Linked DNA regions of Homo sapiens: region 2 is linked to region 1. The links are chromatin contacts, found by Hi-C or POLR2A ChIA-PET in ENCODE. All regions are on one chromosome and are shown on one strand. Each heading gives the region's core, a stretch centred on a gene start or an enhancer-like site at or near the end of the contact. The rest is flanking DNA. Distances are from core to core; before and after follow the strand shown. Region 1 overlaps ESRRG (estrogen related receptor gamma). Region 2 has its middle 92 kb from the start of ESRRG.

Evidence for each region. Hi-C counts contacts between places; a loop is a spot of excess contacts on that map. ChIA-PET counts read pairs that join two places held with the same protein, here RNA polymerase II (POLR2A). Pooled maps may share reads with other maps.
Region 2: a pooled map of gastrocnemius medialis shows a loop between it and region 1 (2.4-fold over the local background). The contact joins two enhancer-like sites. A Hi-C loop is called at or near these places in 2 of 168 maps with a recorded cell type or tissue (Caco-2 and gastrocnemius medialis) and 2 of 50 pooled maps. POLR2A ChIA-PET finds 5 or more read pairs at or near these places in 1 of 52 experiments (WTC11).

What each region holds. Positions count from the first base shown.
Region 1 is chr1:216,599,456-216,606,236 of GRCh38, forward strand. The region is part of intron 3 of ESRRG (estrogen related receptor gamma); the gene reads right to left. Among named protein-coding and RNA genes, the nearest start is that of ESRRG, 120 kb to the right of the region's middle. RefSeq lists enhancers at 1,051-1,619, 1,465-1,564, 1,945-2,044 and a silencer at 1,665-1,844. Within about 2 kb of position 1,861, at least 28 of the 41 ENCODE cell types and tissues checked have a DNase peak (open chromatin) inside an H3K27ac peak, as active enhancers do; they include gastrocnemius medialis, where a contact is called at or near this core.
Region 2 is chr1:216,812,230-216,818,397 of GRCh38, forward strand. It overlaps a transcript of ESRRG not described here. Among named protein-coding and RNA genes, the nearest start is that of ESRRG, 92 kb to the left of the region's middle. Within about 2 kb of position 3,427, at least 7 of the 41 ENCODE cell types and tissues checked have a DNase peak (open chromatin) inside an H3K27ac peak, as active enhancers do; they include gastrocnemius medialis, where a contact is called at or near this core.

The sequences.
Region 1 (6,781 bases), core at 611-3,110:
CCACTTAACAAGGAAAAAAAATCCTTTCGATTTTTACCCAAGTGCTACAGTTCTCCAAGTATTCCATATTTTCAGCTATTATCCCTTTCTTACAAAGAGCCCACTTAATAATGTTCACTCTAACAACCTCATTTATTTTCCAGAAAATTAACTCAGTTTCAACCCTGATTAATGATTTCATCTAAATGAATCAAATTAAAAATTGAAAATTATATTTCAAAAGCCAAAGAAAAAAAAATTGACCATTTCCAGTTAACAAATGATCCTTTCAAATATTAAAAGATGACCATGAAGAGTGCGTGATAGTAATGAAATCTGGCTCGGGCCTGCTGCTTATCTGGAGTTCATGGAGGAGGAGAATTAACAGGAAAAAAAAAAAAAGAAAGAGAAGAAAAAGGTACCCTATGCATTTTTAACACGGAAATCCCTTGGGACACCAAAGTGACTTCCACTTAGGCTTCGCCTATAATCAGTGTACCAAAATAATATGAGCATTTCCCTGTTAATTAAAACTGGGCTGGAGATGCCCCTCAGCAGAAGGGGGATTAAGAAGTCACACACACTAATAGCCCCTGTTAACAAAACCTAAACCGTGCAAGAATGCTTCATGCTATGATGTCTTCTCTAGGAGCCGGAAGCAGTCCATGAGGAAAACAAGCAACTAATTAGGGAGAAACTTCTGGTCTGATACGTTATTTTTCTTTTAAATCCATTTTGGCCGGGGGTTGGGGAAGGGAAGGGTGACTAGGCAGAGCAGAGAGGATTTTTAGGACACTGAAACCATTCTATGTAATACTATAATGGTAGATACGTGTCATTATACATTTGTCAAAACCCACAGAATGTATAACACCAAGAGTGAACCCCCACATAAACTATGGACTTCTTTGGGTAATAATGACGTATCCATGCGGATTCATCGATTGTTAACAAATGTACCAGTCTACTGGGAAATGTTGATAATGAGGGAGGGTATGGATGAAGGGGGGCGGGTCAGGGGATATTAACTCTGTACTTTTTGCTCAATTTTGCTGTCAGCCTAAAAGTGCTGGGTTTTTGTTTTGTTTTGTTTTTTAACTTTTAAGTTCAGGGGTACATGTGCAGCTTGTTCCATGGGTAAAATTGTGTCATGTGGGTTTGCTGTGCAGGTTATTTCATCACCCAGGTATTAAGCCTAGTACCCATTAGTTATTTTAAAAATAAAGTCTTAAAAAAAAATCCCAAATAAATAAATCCACTCTTGAGGTATACAGATGACTGCATTTATCTGAAGTCCTGTGAAAAAACTTTACAATTAGGGACCATGTCGTTTTCACCCAGATTTCCGGATGTAATTCCGTGTTTTGAAATGTACGCACAAGAGTAAACAATGCAGAATGATCAGCCTCACAGCGGGTCACAGGACACAACCGCCGCGCTCTGGTTGGACGCAGGCTGCATCCTGTTTCCCGGACACATTTATTCAGCCCAATCTTTCCTGTCTGAACACAGACTGTTGATGATAAAATAGCATCTCAAATTATGAGGGAGAAAGAGCTGCTTCGGCGTTCCTCCCCGGTTCTCTGCCTGGATTGGGCTCCCGTGGGTTGCTGAGGCCCTCGCGGAGGCCTAGGAAGCCCGGCAGCGCGGGCGGCAGCAGCGGGTTGGGGAGCAAGGCCGGCTTGGAACGCGGGCTCCTGCCCACTGCCACCCGCAGGCTGCCCCGGGCTCCCGGGCGGGCGCTCGGCCAGGGGCTCTGCTCGCTCCATGGACAGCTGGGTGGAAAGGACGCCCCGTGAAGGACACCCGGCCGTCGGACCGCGCCCACCCCTGGGCCTCCCAGGGGCTCCCTCCGCAGACTCCCAGGGACTTCCTGGGAGCCACCGCGGAGGGCGCTGCGCGCGTCCGGAGCCGACGCCGGGCTTCAAACAGAAACCAAAGCCCGCTCCAACGCCGCGAAGGAGGGGGGCTCCAAGCATCCTAGAAAAGAAAGCTGGAGGGAGCGCATCAGAGACACAAGTGCGGATAAGACTTAACACATTTCCTGAAGAGGATTCCTTGTCGCGAGTTGTCTTGGTTATGACAGAGGAAGAAGACTTCAAAGTGAATAAGCAAGGGGGTGCCCTTAATCAGGGCAGAAATGTGGTGGCTTTGGGATTTACCTATTTCGTACAAGTTGCGTTCTTTTCAGTGGCGTATTTCCCAGGTCCCTTGCAAGAGCTGTTGGACCCACTCCCCTCTTGCCCACAAGTTGGAATATTATTTCATTAATCACAACAGGAGGCAGATGTTACTTAAGATTTAGAAAGAGAAATAAAGGCATAGATGAAGGGGCTTGCATCAAGTTCAAAAAAGAGTATTATGTTTATAGCTCCTTAATTATTATTGGTTATCTGCCAGGCTTTCTATAATATACTTTGTAACATTCTGGAATTTTTAAAAAGTACCCTACTTATCTTTAAACACTGAAATCCATTCAAAGCCCTACAACCGATAGGGCCTTTGGGAGCGTTATTAAAATCCTCTTAATTAACAACAACAAAGTGAAGGCTTAAAATGGTTGAATGACTTGCCCAAGATCACACAGCTAGGAAATAAGCATTGGATAAAAATGTATGGAATGTCTGAGTAAATCCTAGCCTTTCTGTGTTCTACTTAAATTCCTCAATTTTAAATATAGTTGTTATATCACACACAGTTAGGGGTATTATCCCCATTAGCAAAGAAAGTGCCGTAGTAAAGGCAGCTTTCAAAATTTTCAGGGATTTTGTAGAATCACTGAGGAGTAACTATGTTGTACATGGTTCCTCTTCCATTACATTTACTAGAAGAGGCTAAAGGGTCACACACCCTCACTTGTCATGAGCCTGAAAGACTTTGTGACTGTTCTAGGTACATACATGTAACAAGCTTTTGATACAAAACATAATGCGAAAAATAAAATGTTGTTTGTGAAGGCAAAGATTCATCAATACCAAGTATAATCTGTTTCTTTACATTTTTCAAACAATAAGACTGAGATAAGAAAATCAGAACTAGGGCCAACTGTAACAGGTGCTAATAGAATTTTTCCATGAACTATTGTGTCAGTTTAATCCCCAGCCTGACCTGGAACACTTTGGCCATTTTAACACCAAGCTCCCCGGATTATCTATTCTGAGTTAAATGTTCCCAAGTGGATTGGTGATTGTGCAGCGGAGAGAAGATCTGCAAGGATTATTCTAAAATTTCACAAGAATTTCCCTGACATACACTATATATTACTATGAACTATGTTTTCAAAATAATGATACAATGAATTGCCTAGCCAAGCAACATCTTCACAGTTTAACCGAACACTGAAATGATTTTCCACAAGCTCAATGTTCAGAAAATAAATGCAAATTGGCTATAAATTAATTTAGTCTTTAAATTAATACTTGATCAATAATCTGACATTGTTTTCATTGTCTACATGAAGAAAACTAAGACAAAACAGTTTTTCAGCTGTATTATAACTTAGTGTTAAACTACATCTATATAGCCCCATCTATATAGATGGAGAGACTCTTTTAATTCAATTGCTATAGATAGCAAAATCTAATAATAGAGATCTTAAAGCATTATCTTTTTACTTGAATTACTGAATTTAGTTGCTATCTACACTGATCAGAATACCACATTAATTTTCTTGATTTTATATTTGATATTACAAAAAATCCCATTTTAATGATTAAAGATGCTGAAATGACATTTTTGAATGAAATTAATCTATGTAGCTTAAAAATATTTCATTTTCATTAGCATTCCCTCTTATTTTTTTAACAATAAACTCCTTATTTTAAAATATAACTCAAAGCCCATGTTCTACACAAAATTTTTCAAAATTATCTCAGGCATCCATTCTCCAAAAGACTGATACAATCTGTGAACTGACCCTAACTTTCATTGAAGTAGCATGCAAATATTTGTTATAACTTTACCTATCTGCCTTATCTGGTTTGACTTAGCTAGATGTGGAAAGATTTGTACTTAATCCTCACCAGAAAAAAAGACACTATTGAATGCTAAAGACCCTGTGAATATTCTACAAAAGAGCTTTCATTGCAGATCAGTTTAAGTCGGAGACATAAGCAAAAGATAAAAAACCAAAGACAGTTATTCACTGACCTCAGTAATTTTCAAGCCATTCTATAAAACTTGGAGATTCCCATTAAAGAAGACAGAAAAATCAGCCGGGCACCGTGGCTCACGCCTATAATCCCAGGACTTTGGGAGGCCGAGGCAGGTGGATCACTTGAGGCCAGGAGTTCAAGACCAGCCTGGCCAACATGGGGAAACCACGTCTCTACTAAAAATACAAAATTAGCCAGGCATGTTGGTGCATACTTGTAATCCCAGCTACTCGGCGGGATGAGATGAGACATGAGAATCACTTGAACCCAGGAGGCGGAGGTTGCAGAGAACCTAGATGGTGCCATTACACTCCAGCCTGGGCGACAGAGACTCTGAATCAAAAAAAACAAAAAAACAAAAAAAAAAAAAAAAAGGAAAGAAAAATTGTTTAACTTATGCCATCACACCCTAGTCACACATTCTAGCATCCTGTGAGGAAATGAGGGCGTGACATTAAAAGAAAGAGTGTACATAAAATTAGGAAACTGCGGTTCCACCTGTGTTAGAGTCCAGACAGTGAATCGGAAACCACAGTAGGCACTTCAACAGGGAGAATTCAATATGAAAACTTTGGTCCAAAGGGTGTTGGAGAATTACAGGAGCAAAAACTGAACAGGGATTGTAACTACAGGAAGCAACTACTGCCTCTGGAAATTGTGGGAATAAAAGGAAGTGTTCGGCACATCAGAATCTAGAAGCTCAGTGAAGAGGGCCTGTTGGACTGAGACTGGTATCAGAGGAGTCAAAGCCAGTGGCCAGTGCTCGGCTTTCCCAAGTGCACAATGGGGCTTCATCTGAGAGTGTCACAGAAAGCTAGAAACTGTGCCAACTGTCAATGTCAGGGCAATGGGTCTTTAATAGAGTGGCACTGTCAGGAACAAGTTAATAGGAAACAGACACAAGGATACAATTCTTTCTCTCTCCTAGTGTCCTGAATCCCAGCCCCCCATATCACAAAGAAGAGCAGGTTTAGAGCTGAGAGACAATAGCTTAATAAGGGGCATATAGGCTTAAGAGAGCTTTCATAAATGGATCATCAACCTCATCTCTAAAAAACAGTGACCTTTCCATAAAAGTGCATCCTATGACATTAGAATGGGATTGGGTCACTTTCTTGATCCAATAATCTGTTGCTAATACCTAGCATTCACGCCCTAACCACCCTGCATACATTCTTTTCCTTGGCCTGTACCATCTAAAATATTTGCCTGTTGTTCCTTGATCTAAACATGCATTCTTGACCTTTTTAACTTAAAACCACAAAGTATATCATCATTTTTCACCAAATACACTGTAACATTTTTGTGTAGGATGAATTATCTTTGAAATATATTGAAACTCTAGCCCTCTGCCTAGCTTTAGGGCTTCTTTGGCTCATTACCAGATGGACAGGTGGATGGAAGGAGGGAGGGGGAGATGCTTATATGAGTGGGAGGTATGAATATGTGTGTACAATGAGGCTGTGACTGTAAAGAAACACACAGTGCAGAACTAGGCCAGTAAACGTAACCAAGAAACAGAGCTTAAGTTAGAACTTACTAAAGGAGTTTTCCATTTTCTTCTTTTTTTTGCATTAATATTGTTGGTCAGATTTGCAGTGTTATATGAAAATAGTACTATGGCGTGTGAACCAATTTACTAAACAAATAGCAGCTGTAGTAAAACATCTGTTTGGGAAAGAGGAAATATAAACTCATAAAATCAAATGAAGGCAATGTGATCTGTACTTTCACAATATGAGAAAACTAGACATATGGAGCAGTTTGCAAAAGATTATCAATCATTCTATTAAAAAAAAACAAAGTGTGAAACAGGTAACATTATGATCTTCACACAACACATTAGCCAGTATCTGAGTAAGATTTTAGAAAAGGGTATGAGAATGTCTCTCAGGAATGAGAATAGCATCAACATCTCCCTTACAAAAGGAAATTTTTAAGGTGTGAAAGAGGATTATATCTAAAAATAACTATATGTGTCTATGTATACTGTCACCAATAGTAAGATGATTGTTGTACTATAATTATACAAGATTAAGGTAATAATAACAAAAGGAAAGAAAAATTTTGTGTGGAACTCGGGAAAGACATTTGCTATATTATGTATAGATCTGCCATCTAGTTCATTAGTGCCAAAATGATTTGCTTTCTGAGGATCAATCATTAGAGGAACTCTAATAAAAATTTCAATGAAACTATGAAAGAGAAAAGTAAACGAAAGACTGGGTTTCATCCTTATGCACCCAATCTGCAAGAAAAGCAAAAATCAATAAAGAGAGCTTAAATTAAAAAAAAAAAAAAGACCCTTCTGAAGAAGCTGTTGGCTATCTTTTTTAACAACAAGAAAGCTGATTTTGTTTGTTTGCAATACTTTGCTGCCCCTGCTCGCCTTCTCTTTGCTTCACAGAGTTTAAGCTAAAACCAAAGAAAGATGTAATACATTCAAAAACAAAATCACATCACTGGCATAAAGCAAATCAGAGAGCAGTAATAAATGTCAGAGCTGTAACAGCAAAGGCAGCAGCTAGGTTCCTTCACTGCCCACCCCCAACCCCAACCACCACACACTTAAAAGTGAAATACCTAGCTGTTATCTTGGTGCCTGCAGAGCCTCCCCATTGTAGATTCAATAATACAAGAGGCTTCTT
Region 2 (6,168 bases), core at 2,177-4,676, 210 kb after region 1:
ATTTTTTTAACCTTGTCTGTTTTTAACATATTTCTTTAAAGCTCAATTTGAAAGAATAGGGAAATTTTTGCTTTTATTGAACAACCATAAGTAGATATACATTGAACTGCTTTGCAAAAACCAAATTTAAAAATAAGGTTATATCTGCACAACCACTCAATGGGTAATTTTTCTATTTACTTATTTCGGGGAGTCCCTTGGTCTCCAATTTCTGCAGAGCTGTGTGTTCATGTAGTAGATTGCATAATGAACATGGCAAAAAAAAAGAATAACTATTTTTGACCACACAGACATAGCACTCATAGATGCTATAAGAATATAGGTTTGTTTTTGGCATTCTTCACTATATACTAGGTTTTGTCTTCCTCTCTTTAGCAATCAGTCTTTCTTTCTTAGAAATAAATTTGGTAACTCTGGCTCAAATATAAATTCAATTTCTATGATTTCCAGCTCTTGCTCATCTTTTTAATCCACCCTGTTTTCTCCATGACCTTGGCCAGATACTCATTTCTCTTTCTCATTACTACTGTGATCATATCCTTACTGATGGTATAGTACATCCTCTTGAATAAACATCCAAGAAGAACTCATTGTTGCCCAAAGTCCCTCAGGTCAGTTGACCAAAAAACATGAATTTAGGGTCTATTTTCTATGCCATATAGCAATGAGGATAGGGCTGATATAAATGAGGACAGAAGGGGTTCCATATACAAAAATATCAGGCTCCATAACAAGTATTGGAATAATTACAAAACATGATGTTAACTGAGACAAAAGAATGCTGTGCAGCTGAACAGCTGAATGCTGTGGAGTACAAGCTAGAGGAGTAACTAGAATTAAGCTGGATGCAGTTGCTACACAGATGCCCAGTCACTAACAGATCTCGTGAGCTGTGATGGCTGATTCATGTTCTGGAAATGCTAGAGTAGAAAACCCACGACTCAGATACATTCGTCTGTTAAACACGTGATATGATCAGCTACAAGTCAGAGCACCTCAAGTCATAACCTTGCCAAGCCTGGTTAGTGATAATTCTGGACACTAAGTGGCTCAGCTGTGACCCTCTGTGTGTCTCAGAGTTTCCATATGGGAAATGTCATGGGACTCTTTTGAGTTATAAAGGACATGTAAAGGAAGACTTTGTGGTATCAGTAACTTAATAATATTCAGGAATCTCGTTATACTTGTAATATTATGGAACTTAGTTATAATGGGTCATGGAGTATGTCCCAACTCAGAGGATATCGAATCTGTATAATACAGATTTATAACTAGTATCTATTTTAATTCTACATAGGTTGGGTGATAGGGTGGCAAGAACATATATTTTTTTGAAGCCAGAAAATTAAGATTCAATTCTTCGCTTGACCAATGGTGAGCAATGTTTGGAAGTCATTTAAGTCCATCTGTGGCTTGTCTGTAAAGTGGTGAAATAGTAAAACCTGCCTTTTTCAGGGATGTCATAGTGAAGCTCAGACAGGTGGATATGCATGAAAGTGATCATAAGTGCCTGCACACTATACACACATAATTGTTATTCTTCTTTCCCTAGATTTGTACTACAAAGTCCTGCTTATGTCGGGGGGACATCACTCAGAAAACACACTCATTCCCCTAGGAAAGAATTCTTACCACTCTTGTGAATTTGAGGAATAGTATCTCAGTTGCATTAACTGGTGTTTATTAATGTATTATGAGCCTCTGCTGTGGCATCTGATTCACAATAAAGAGATTAAGCATGCTAATTTGTCATTTATTTTCCAATGCCTGCTTTCCTGCCTGCAGCACCACTAATATCCCAGGAGCTCCTCAACCCAATTATTTCCCATTTTGCATTACTGCTGAAAGTAGTGCTAATGTGCCCAAAAGGCTTAAGTCCTTGGTCATGGGAAAAAAAAAAATGATGCTTCTCTCCCCACCACAATGCTATTGTCATTTGCTGAGAAGAAACACCCCTGGACCACTGGGCCATATCTAGTAATCAAACCAAATTAGCAGCCTGACTGCACTGTGGACATGAGCAGCAGACCTGTGCTTATTTAGTATTTATTTTTGGGGTGGAAGAGAATTCCATCTGTAGAATGAAATTCACAACCTACAGGGAGTTGAATTATACGATGGTTATATAAACAGTTTTGTTTGCTTGTTTGGGGAATTGCTGGTCAAAATCACTCAAATAACTGGTGAACTCAACTTTTTCATCTCAAAAAATTAATAAGCAGTTGTTTAGCCAAATCCAAATATTAACTTGCAAACTAATTTGTGAATACAGACACAACTCATTATTAATAGAAGCAGCATAAAGATTTCTCATTTTCTATGCTTTTAAATCCAGCCTTATAAATGTTTTTTAACCTAACCATGTAATATTTCTGCTACCTTCCTCAGTCTTTCACTTTGAAATGCGCTTTTTGCTCATCCCAGGAGTTTCTGTATTGCTTGAGGCAAAATACTCCAGCACACCTTCACAACTATAAACTGTAAACATTTCTCTGCCTTTTTCTGTCCAAGGCTCAGAGCCCGTTTAAATGTCGGTGGATAGTTTCAGAAACATACTAGACTCCACAGTTGCCAAAAATAATTATTGTCAAAACTTGCCAATTTCCCCAAGAACGTAAAACTTATATTTTTAAAATTTGATAATTTTAGCTGTGAGGAGATACTGATTGAAAACAGATTGTTATTTATTTCAAAGATGTTCAGCACCAAAGATGAGATGCAGCAGATTAAGTTAATCTCTATGAGGTTATTTCTTACCATTATTTTCTTAAATCCTCCCCTCACTTTAATCAAGAATAGGAATGTTAAGGGCTTGACGCAGGGAAGAAGCATAGATTAGCGGTTAGCATAATAGCATGAAAGCCAGGAAATGTGAAATCTATTCTGGGCCAAGTGGTCTTAGGTGAGCACATTATTTACAGCCTCAGTTTCTCCATATATAAAACCAAAAGCATTGCACACACTGAAAATGAGAGCTTCACTGTGCTGACATTGTTCAGTGCTGACTATGTGCCAGGCACCATGCTCAGGGCTTTAAAAGGATTACCTTGTACAATGTTAGTATCTACTTCTTAGTAGATAATATTATCATCCAAAGTTTACAAATAAGGTAACTGAGGTACAGAGACATTAAGTAAATGGCCACACAGCTGGGAGCCAACTGAGGAGGCTGAGCTCTAACCCACAGACAACACTGCCCTCTAAATTGTTGGTTTGGCATTATCTGGAAGGGCTTTGTGGAGTGGGATATGCTACACACCTAATCCAGAAAATTTCCAGAATAGTGGCCCAGATTTTTCTCTCTCCTTTTGGGGCTCTGTGCCACCTGCCCTGGGAAAAAGACCACCCGGGCTCAGGCCTCCCTGGCTTGGCTGCACCTGGTAGCCCCCACATACTGCAGTTGCGACACAACAGTGCTTTATCTGCCAACTGAACCCGAGACATTTGTGTTCGGTTCAGCGCAGCTGGTGGAGGGAGGCTCAGATTTCCGCCGCACTGAACACAATGAAGCAGCCCTGTCACAGGACCATTACGAAAGCACATGCTCCCTGGCTAATTTTTGTAGCATAAGGGTGTAGACTATTTAAAACTATTCCCCGCCCCCAGCTCTTAAATGCCTGCCTAGGAGTCAAGTTCATCCAGGGGTCTATTGGCCATATGTTATTTGGTGTCACTTGTTTTTCTGCATATTGGGGAACACACACACACACAGGAAGTGGCTTCCAGAGGAAAATGTTTATGATTGCTGGCAGCCTGGATACCAAATGGCTCACATGCAAAGTGTAAAGGAACAACGCTGCAGCTCCTCTGCTCAAACCTGGTGTCTGTAGGAAAAGCCAACTTGAACTTGACTTGCACAGATGCTAAAGAAATACCTCTTTCACTACCAGCATTCATCGTGGGTCATCAGAGTTAACTCGCCGAAATGGGAGCAAAGGTTTAAAGGTCTTATCACATCACATCCTGGAGTACTGTATGGAACATGGTTTCAAAATATATCACATTCATGGGTGTTCATTACAAACCGTGGTCATTTAATAACACATCTCATAATTGTGGACTTAATAGGAGCTATTAAAAATGATAAGTATGTGAGGTAATACACATGTTAATTAGCTCAATTTAACCATCCCACAATGTACACATATTTCAAAACATGTTGTGCCCAATAAATATATACAATTTTTATTTGTCAATTTAAAAAAAAGAGCCACTGATCTTCACATTCCATGATGTTGGTTAAACAGTGAATACTAACATAATGCCTTTTGTGGCTAGGCCAAAAGCAAATAAGCATTAAGCTACAGTAAAAGAATCACACTCTAAGAAACACACCCGAGTACTTTAACATATCTGGAATAGAGTTGCAAATGGTGCATGCCTAAGTTTCCTGAAATTCAAGAGTTTTGACATGCAGTTGCTAGATCAATATTTGCACATTTAAAAGATCTAAACTGAGTTAAGAGATGCTTTGTATCCACTAAAATCTCATTGAAGGGAAGAGAAATAAACGAATCATACATACGACTTTTAAGATGTTTTGAAACAAGTCCCCCTAAAAAGAAGGCTTTCAAAGAAGGCAAACATTGAAGATTTGCTAATAAAGAAAAATATCTTCCCAAATAAGTGATTCAAACAATGTGGGGCATCTATCACGGTTTCATTATCCTACTCAAGGTTTAGAGAAAACATTCCTTAAACTTTCAGTAACCAGATATTCTCATTAGAAAACACTGACCGCCTTCTTTCAAATATCACAACCAAATTTAAACAATTTTGTAGGAAAGCATCAAAGAGTGCAAACCATTGTTATTAAAGAAAGAAAATGATAAAAAAAAAAAAACACAGGTTTTGTGGGTCAATATGGAGCAGACTTTCTTAAAAGGCGAAATATTTTGGCAAAACTTACCCTAAACACACATTCAAATAATGTCTGGAAGTTGTGAAAAGACCCTAGGAAATGAACTCTTCTCCTTTCTACAAATATTGAGAAAAGAGCTACCAGATGCAAATGAACTGCTGAACTCAATCTGTGGTCTTAAAAATGTATTTCAATAGAATAGCCAATGTATCATCTGAGTATGAAAAAGATGTACCATAATAGCATTCTGAAAAATGAATTAGGAACACATTGTCATCAACTCCAGGAAAAATAATAAAGGTAGAAAAGATTAAGAGGCAAGCATATCTTTCGGAATTGTAAAATGGGTTTATAGGTCTTCTAATAACAACTTTTACTCAAACCTTACATAAATAGGCTTAGATGATACAAATATTATGTGGGCTGTGTGGACACTCCCAGGTTCCTAATCATGTTTAGGGATTACTCGACAGAACAGAGACATTTCATTCCTATTGGGCCGAGGGATTACAGCAAAGAAACATCTAATATTCCATTTTTTAATTTCATGCATTTTTTATTTACCTTTAATGATGCTGTATATATTCATCATCCTGAAATATTAAAACAGTATGAAAAAAGTAATAAATTGGTGGAAAATTTAGGGAATAGGAATGCAACAGCACGCAAATCATACACTATCAAGTGCTTGATACACATTTAAAATTACTGCCTACTACGGCAAAGCCAAATTCCTAGCAGATTTCTGAAGCACAAAGTCACAATAAGAAGATCAGCAGAACAGACTGAAATAATAGAATATTCATCCCTCTAATCCATATGCAATTCTTCAGGGCTTTTTTTTTTAACAATGCATATGAGGTCTGACTGTATTCGGGATTTAAATAAGTTGTCTCCTTCTTGCTCCTCTCTATTTTTGTAAAAAGAAAAAACTATATACAGTTATCATTTCTGCACTGCTGCACCAACAATGACAGGGTTAGCACATTTCCTCACACCTCAAATGAAACAATAGCATTTTTAAACAACAAAAGTGTTAAAAAGGAATACATTTATTCATCCCACTAAAACCTCCTGAAACAGCTTTTTGGGAAGAAGAAAAGTTGTCATTATTGATGGGGGGAAATGAAGTGACGTTTTTTGTCATTTCATTACCAATGAATGGATTGATACTATAATATAATATTGCATTTAAATACTGAGAAGAGCTAAGGTTGGCATTTTATTTTTGCTTCACTCACCTTCCCTTGCAGGGAGATGAGAGTGCCTATCAGGCATTATTCAATATTGTAACAAGGACTAGAAAA